2 separate regions of the Homo sapiens genome follow, and region 1 is linked to region 2. The links are chromatin contacts, found by Hi-C or POLR2A ChIA-PET in ENCODE. All regions are on one chromosome and are shown on one strand. The core of a region is the stretch at or near the end of the contact, and the rest is flanking DNA. Distances in the headings are between cores, read along the strand shown.

Region 1 (3,404 bases), core at 292-2,791, 56 kb before region 2:
GAAAACAATGTGTTAAGCAGGTGACTTAATCTGATTATTAAGTTAAAATATATTTATTCACTACTACAGTAGAGCAGGAGGATATATGGATAAAACACGTGATAAAGATGTACCTAAATCAAGCATAAGCAAGATGAACAAACACTACTATTTCTCAGCAATAAAGATTTTGGTCACCCAGCTAAGTATAAAAAGCTGAGAAAATGCTAGATGAAGGAAATTGTAATCTGGATAAGTAACATAGGAGGGGAAATAGGAATAAAATATATGGACTTGTGATTAGGTGCTAATTTTTATCTTCTTTTACCTTTCTGTTTTATCAAATACTGGATTTGCTTAGGCATATTTTTGATGATTAGTTTCATCTGAAGTTTGCATAAAATTAAAATAGGATCATGAGAAAACCAGAGAAAGATTGAGCAGCATCTAAAGAGCATGAAATTTGGCCAGGTGCAGTGGCTCATGCCTGCAATCCCAGCACTTTGGGAGGCCAAGGTGTGTGGATCACTTTAGGTCAGGAGTTCGAGACCAGCCTGGCCAACATGGCAAAACCCTGTCTCTACTAAAAATACAAAAATTAGCCATGCATGGTGGCGGGCACCTGTAGTGCCAGCTACTTGGGAAACTGAGGCAGGAGAATCACTTGAACTAGGAGGTGGAGGTTTCAGTGAGCTGAGATCGTGCCATTGCACTCCAGCCTGGGTGACAAGAGTGAAACTCTGTCTCAAAAAATGAAACAAAACAAAGCAAAACAAAACAAACAAAAAAGATCATGAAATTTGCATGGGCTGGATGAAATGTTTGGTAATTAAATTTTATCCCTTAGGGTAAAGACAAATGGATTCTTAAGCCTTCTCTGTCTTTCTGTCTCTGTCTCTTGTCTCTCTCTGTCTCATACACACACACACACACACACACACACACACACACACCAGCCGAAATATTCATTTGTGTTTGTACAAACAAAATGAATGTACAAAAGCATACATTATTTATTTTCATTAGCTTCACAAAGTTGATGAAGCATACATTTTAAATATACATTTTGAATGTCCTTCTGTTACGGTCTCACCAATGCACCACAATGTAATAGTCTCTCCTGTGAGGTATTACCCGGAGTTCTTCGTCTCATGTCCAAGATGATTAAGGAGCACAGACACAAGGGTCAGGTTGGAGGAAAAGTTTAATAAGTGAAAGAAGAAAGCTCTGCACAGTGGTGAGGGGAGTCTGAGTGGATTTCCATTTTTACGGTTGAGTTCAGAAGCTTTTATAAGAAACTCTTCTCATCTCTGTAGCAGTTCAAGTAACTTCTCTTATCAGTAAAGCTGTCTGTGCAGCTCACTTTATCTTATGCAGCTGTGGGTATGTCTCTAGGCAAGCACAAAGCGCAGCTTTTTTTGTTTGTGTAAGTGTGGGTTTGTTTTAGGTAAGCCTGCCTCCTCCCTGTGCAAGAGCCCACAGAGCCCACTGTGTACTTGTCTGAAAAGAGAAGGAAACTTTTTCCTGGGAGCTTGTTAATCATACAAAGAACAAAGGGCTTGTATGCTGGACTTTGCCTGCCTGTCTGCCTATCTGTGGCTTATTTGTGCAGCTGTAGTCTGAATTTTCACCAGACTGATCTATTTTTGCCTGTAGCTGTAATTTTTCAGGCAGGCAGCTTCTCTAAGGACTGGTCTCTTAGTTGTTTACCCAAGTAATTTTTCCTTTCCTTCTCCCTCACTTTTACTCCCTGCAAAACCCAGGGCATAGGTATGTGGTTTTAGATGAGCTAATTGGATTCTTAAAACTGGTACTTCAAATCTTAGTGAGTGATATAAAAATGAAGGAAGGTGAGATTAGATGTTGTATTAGGCTGTTCTTACCTTGCTATAAAGAAATACCTGTGACTGGGTAATTTATAAAGAAAAGAGGTTTAATTGGCTCACTTTTCTGCAGGCTGTATAGGAATCATAGCACTGGCATCTATTTGGCTTCTGAGGAGGCCTCAGGAAACTTACAATCATAGCAGAAGGCCAAGGGGGAGCAGACATGTCACATGGCCAGGGCAGGAGCAAGAGAGAGCAAGGGGGAGGTGCTATACACTTTTAAATGACCAGATCTCACGAGAACTTACTATCATGAGGAAAGCACCAAGGGGGTGGTGGTAACGTATTCATGAGAAATCTGCCCCCATGATCCAATCACCTCCGATCAGGCCTCATCTCCAACATTGAGGAATACATTTTGACATGAGATTTGGGTGAGGACACAGATCCGAACCATGTCATGTATTCCTACAGCCTTGCCAACATCTGGCTCAATGGCAACAGCTTCAAATGAAAGTTGTTTTTAGCAGATGAGAACTCTCGACAGTATCTGTAGTCTTTGGGAAAGACCCTTCCTACTGCTCATCTCATCTCTGCTCATGATCACATTCTAGGCTTGCTTAATTAAATTTATCAGAGCATTTACATTTTGCAGTAAATTTCTTTTCTGCTTAACTTATTCTGGGCCAGTTTCTATATGCTACCCTTTGCTGCAGAGCAAACCATTTTAAAACTTAGTGGTTTAAACTAACAGCCTTTTTTTTTTTTTTTTTTGCTTATAATTCTGTTGTGAATTGTCAATTTGGTCAGGGTTCTGCTGATGCAGTTCCTCTCTACTCCAAGGGATGCTGGCTTGGCTCAGTCAGGTATTACCAATTATTTAGTAAGTCAAATGAGGACAGATCTGTTTTGTGCAGTCCTACTCACATGTCTGGTGGTTGGTGTTGGCTCTGGATAGGCCACACATATTTCCAGCAGGTGAGCCCTAGCATCTTCACATAATAATTGTGTTCCAAAAGCAGAAAGACGGAAGGCAAGCTCAAATGTACAAGCATTTTCCACTTCTCCTTGTATCATTTTGCAAATGATACAGCAAGGGAACCATGACTCCCTAGTCCATTAATGAAACGATCTGTTATGACTTCTATTGTTAATAACCCTAGGAAAACCCAAAGTGCTGTGGAGGCATGTAGGGTGACAAAGCTTTTGATTCAGCTAGAAATGTTTGCTTGCACGTATGAGACACCTATTTTCAACTTGTTAGAGACAATAGACTCTGTTGATTGATGTGAGACAGAAAGTCTGATGGTAGGGCTGGTGCTTGGTACACTATGATTCAGAAATTCATGTCACTTTTTTTTTTCTGGTTCCACCTCCCTAAGAATTTTTAGGTTCTACTCTTCTCAGTATGACTTTTTATCCTCATGCTGGCTCCCTTTATAGTAGCAATACTTGTGACAGCAGTTCTGCATATAATATCCTTATATAACATCAGTGAGAAGAAAGAAAGTAGTCTGGTCTCTAGGGTTTTCAGGAAAAATTAAGATCTGCTTTTTTTCGTAGGGTCATTTTCAAGGCACTACGGTAGCTAGGCAAACA
Region 2 (3,313 bases), core at 784-3,283:
ATTACTACTGTAGTGTTTATCCAATGCTTTACTTTATTCTTCCAGAAATACTTGCATTTGACTAGGTTATTTAGTGTGTATAATTCTCTGAATTAGAAATATCAAAGACATTTGTCACAAGTATAGTTTTCTGGGACACAGAGCTAATACGTTTTAGCCAGGAAATAGGCAAATGAGGTTAGGCCCTAGTGGATAAATTAGAAATTAGAATAGCTGTGGTATAATTACCAAGAGTTTCATATGCACATCAATATTTGAGAACCACCTAGGCAATTAAGGAAGTTTGTTGCCCGCCCTTGACATCATCATCTAAGCTGCCTATCAGTGTTGTCCCTTATGCCATCAGCAATCACCTAATTTATATATTTATAATTTCAGGCACAAATGAAGGATGACTAAAATACTAACTGGCTTCTTTAATTTGCATTATGGGTCTTATTTTGTTCATGTCATCTCTGACCATTATGACATTCTTCAGCAAGAGGAAATGAGTTTATTTCTGTTCATGGAGCAATAACTGCTTCCAGTCCTTAGCCTGCATTAATTATTTATAATGGTAGCTACAAACATATGTCTTATCTGACAACACAGTCTCTAGGGTTCTTGCTATTTCTCCATCACTCAATGAAATTGTATCTCCTTATAAGATACCAATTAGTTTGTTATATGAATGCTTTTTCACCTGCTTTGCGTATAAAAAATTACTGCAAATATCATCAGTCTTCTGGGCCTGGGAAAATGAATTCCTTACTCTTATGGACATGTGCTTCATAAAATCCCATGTGATACATATGGCAAGGCCCATCTTGCTTTAAAGGTACCATTACAGGAAAATACATACTTATGCAGAAAGCCTAATACAAATCTGTTAAGAGAGATGGTACGAATCTGGCATAATGAGAATGAAGATGCTAACAGAGCATACTGGCCAGTAAGACACAGTCAGCTTGTCACATATGCTTACTTCTTAGTACTTCTTAGTGAAACTCTCAAGGTTTTTCAAGAAATCCATAAAACTAAAACTGTTGCCTTTGATTACCTTACTGCCCCCAAAACTGGTCTCTTTGCGAAACTCTCACACTATTCATCATCTTATTCCAGGAAAGAAAAACAGTTCCTTGTTTTCAAATATTCTGAGGTTTTTCATGTTGCCTCAATCCTCTTTCATGCAAATACCATTTTTGACTTTGTTAGATAAAGTCAATGTATTCTAAGTTTTGCTTTTATACAAGCAAAGTAGTGTACTAGTAATTTACTATGCCTTTTTCTTTGATTTTGGTTTAAGAACTAATTTTCTCCCAACTACTTCAGGGTCATGAAAAGTGCAATAAGCAGCATAAACTATGAAGTAACTGAGAATTGACATCCTTTCTGTCATCTTCGTTTTCATGCCTCTCCCTTTGAACACACACTAGGAAAAAGCTATCTTAGTGAAATAGTCTTCTACGCCTTGATCGTCTTGTGCAGTGCAGTGCATCATGAGCAACAACACAAAGGTCTCTCGGTCTTAGTGTCACTTAGACATTAAGGGAGCATTTTTGTTGAACTAATAAATATGAGGGATTGAATTATTTCTGGCCAGACATTTAACCATAAGAGAATATTTACAATTTAGAAAAAAGCTAACATTATAAGCAATGTAATATAAGCAATGTAATATGCTTTTTTGTATATATTCCAAGGATTTGGAAGCATATTTCTGTGTGTCCTTTATATTTTATGGGTGACCACAAACTACTGCATGTGTGACTACACAGGAATGCATAAATATGTCCTAGCTATGATGTTTAGTCTTGTCAAAGATCTGTTAATAGTTTAAAAACATGTTCGCTACAGTTTTCCATATTAAAAATTTGAAACAAGCTTAAACTAGCAAAATTACAGAAGAGTACTCCAACAAAAATTTCTTTCTCTTATCTCTCAAATGAGAAAGTAATTGTCATACCTACCTTAAAATACTTACTGTTTTGATAATTTTTCACGATTTCAGGTGGCAGCTCCCTAATGGGTTGAACTGTGTTGTGTTAAGGAAGTTGTAACTTTGTACTGGTTTAACTTGATCATCAACCTTCAGGTACTTCCTGAAGGATCTTGAGGTCTCCTAGTTTTGCATTTTCACGCTACAATAAACACTCTTTTTAGAAACTTCCTTATTTTACACTTTGGAAATATTTTCCTTGGACTCTGTCATAATGGTAAGAAATTTTGATGTAAGGGAGGAAAGCAACAGATTTCCTCTGATTTCAGAAGAGCAGAGAGTTAGCTTTTCTATCCCCAAAATATTTATTTTTTCTGCTCTATCTCTTGGAAGTGCACTGGGATCATATGAATAAATAGAGGATCCTTAGTGGCCAGGTTCAAACATCACTAATGAAGCTTCTGTGTAATTAACTTTGGCAAAGCAACTAAAATAGGAGGCAACAGAGACACTTTCTTTTGAGAGAGTAATGCAGAACAATAGCATCAGATAGAGGCCTGGTGCCCATGCTAATGAGAAAAATAATGCACAAGTCTGATTCTATTTCCTAATACACTTTTATAAGGATATGAGTATGTCTGTTTTTTAATAATCAAAATATTTTGCTTAATCTAATCCCCCATAATATAATTTGGTGAAGTATCTACCATATATGGAAATCAGTGTGGATGAAAGTTACTATGTATACAGAGATATTGTAAAATCAGTTCATATTGTGTTAATCATAGGATAACTTATTTACATTTGAAAAACAGAAGAAATTACATAGGTCAGATATATTATTTATTCTGTCTACAGACAATGTCTTGTAAGACCATCATTACATGGATGACCTTCAAAAACAGTTCACACCATTAAGAACCACTGTTTCAATGCATTCCAGCTTTGTAATGTTTGTTTCTGGGATTTTTAAATAAGCGTATTTAAAAGTAACATCTCAAACTGACTGTGAATGCTTTAAAAGTGCACAAAATTAGGTTTGGAGGGCTGGCCAGAAGTATTGCTTAAGGTTAAATAACAAAGAGATATGAAAGTCATAGCCTCTATGTAAATTTTTATCAATAAGATTTTATTGTTTCTTTTGTGTATGTTATGCTTCCATCATTAGATTCATTGTCAAGTATTTGTGTAGTTCTATGTTATTTTCAATTATATATAATATATAGTTATATAATATTTACATATTATTTATACATAGCATATTTTTGATATAATGATATTAGAAATTCATTTAATTTTGCAGATTACCATTGCTCCATCAACATTGTTAAACTTAATTATACTATTAAAATTGTCTATAGAATATGTTGAATGTTTTTATGTACACTTCGTAGA

Evidence for each region. Hi-C counts contacts between places; a loop is a spot of excess contacts on that map. ChIA-PET counts read pairs that join two places held with the same protein, here RNA polymerase II (POLR2A).
Region 1: a map of HepG2 shows a loop between it and region 2 (2.7-fold over the local background). The contact joins the enhancer-like site here to the promoter of OR6C2 in region 2. A Hi-C loop is called at or near these places in 1 of 168 maps with a recorded cell type or tissue (HepG2). POLR2A ChIA-PET finds 5 or more read pairs at or near these places in 1 of 52 experiments (activated CD4-positive, alpha-beta T cell).

What each region holds. Positions count from the first base shown.
Region 1 is chr12:55,498,093-55,501,496 of GRCh38, reverse strand. No RefSeq gene overlaps it. Among named protein-coding and RNA genes, the nearest start is that of OR6C68, 7.4 kb to the right of the region's middle. Within about 2 kb of position 1,541, at least 3 of the 41 ENCODE cell types and tissues checked have a DNase peak (open chromatin) inside an H3K27ac peak, as active enhancers do.
Region 2 is chr12:55,442,796-55,446,108 of GRCh38, reverse strand. OR6C2 (olfactory receptor family 6 subfamily C member 2) reads right to left here and starts at 2,033. Exons shown (of 2, transcript NM_054105.2): 1 at 1,950-2,033. The region is part of intron 1 of LOC124902940 (a long non-coding RNA gene); the gene reads left to right.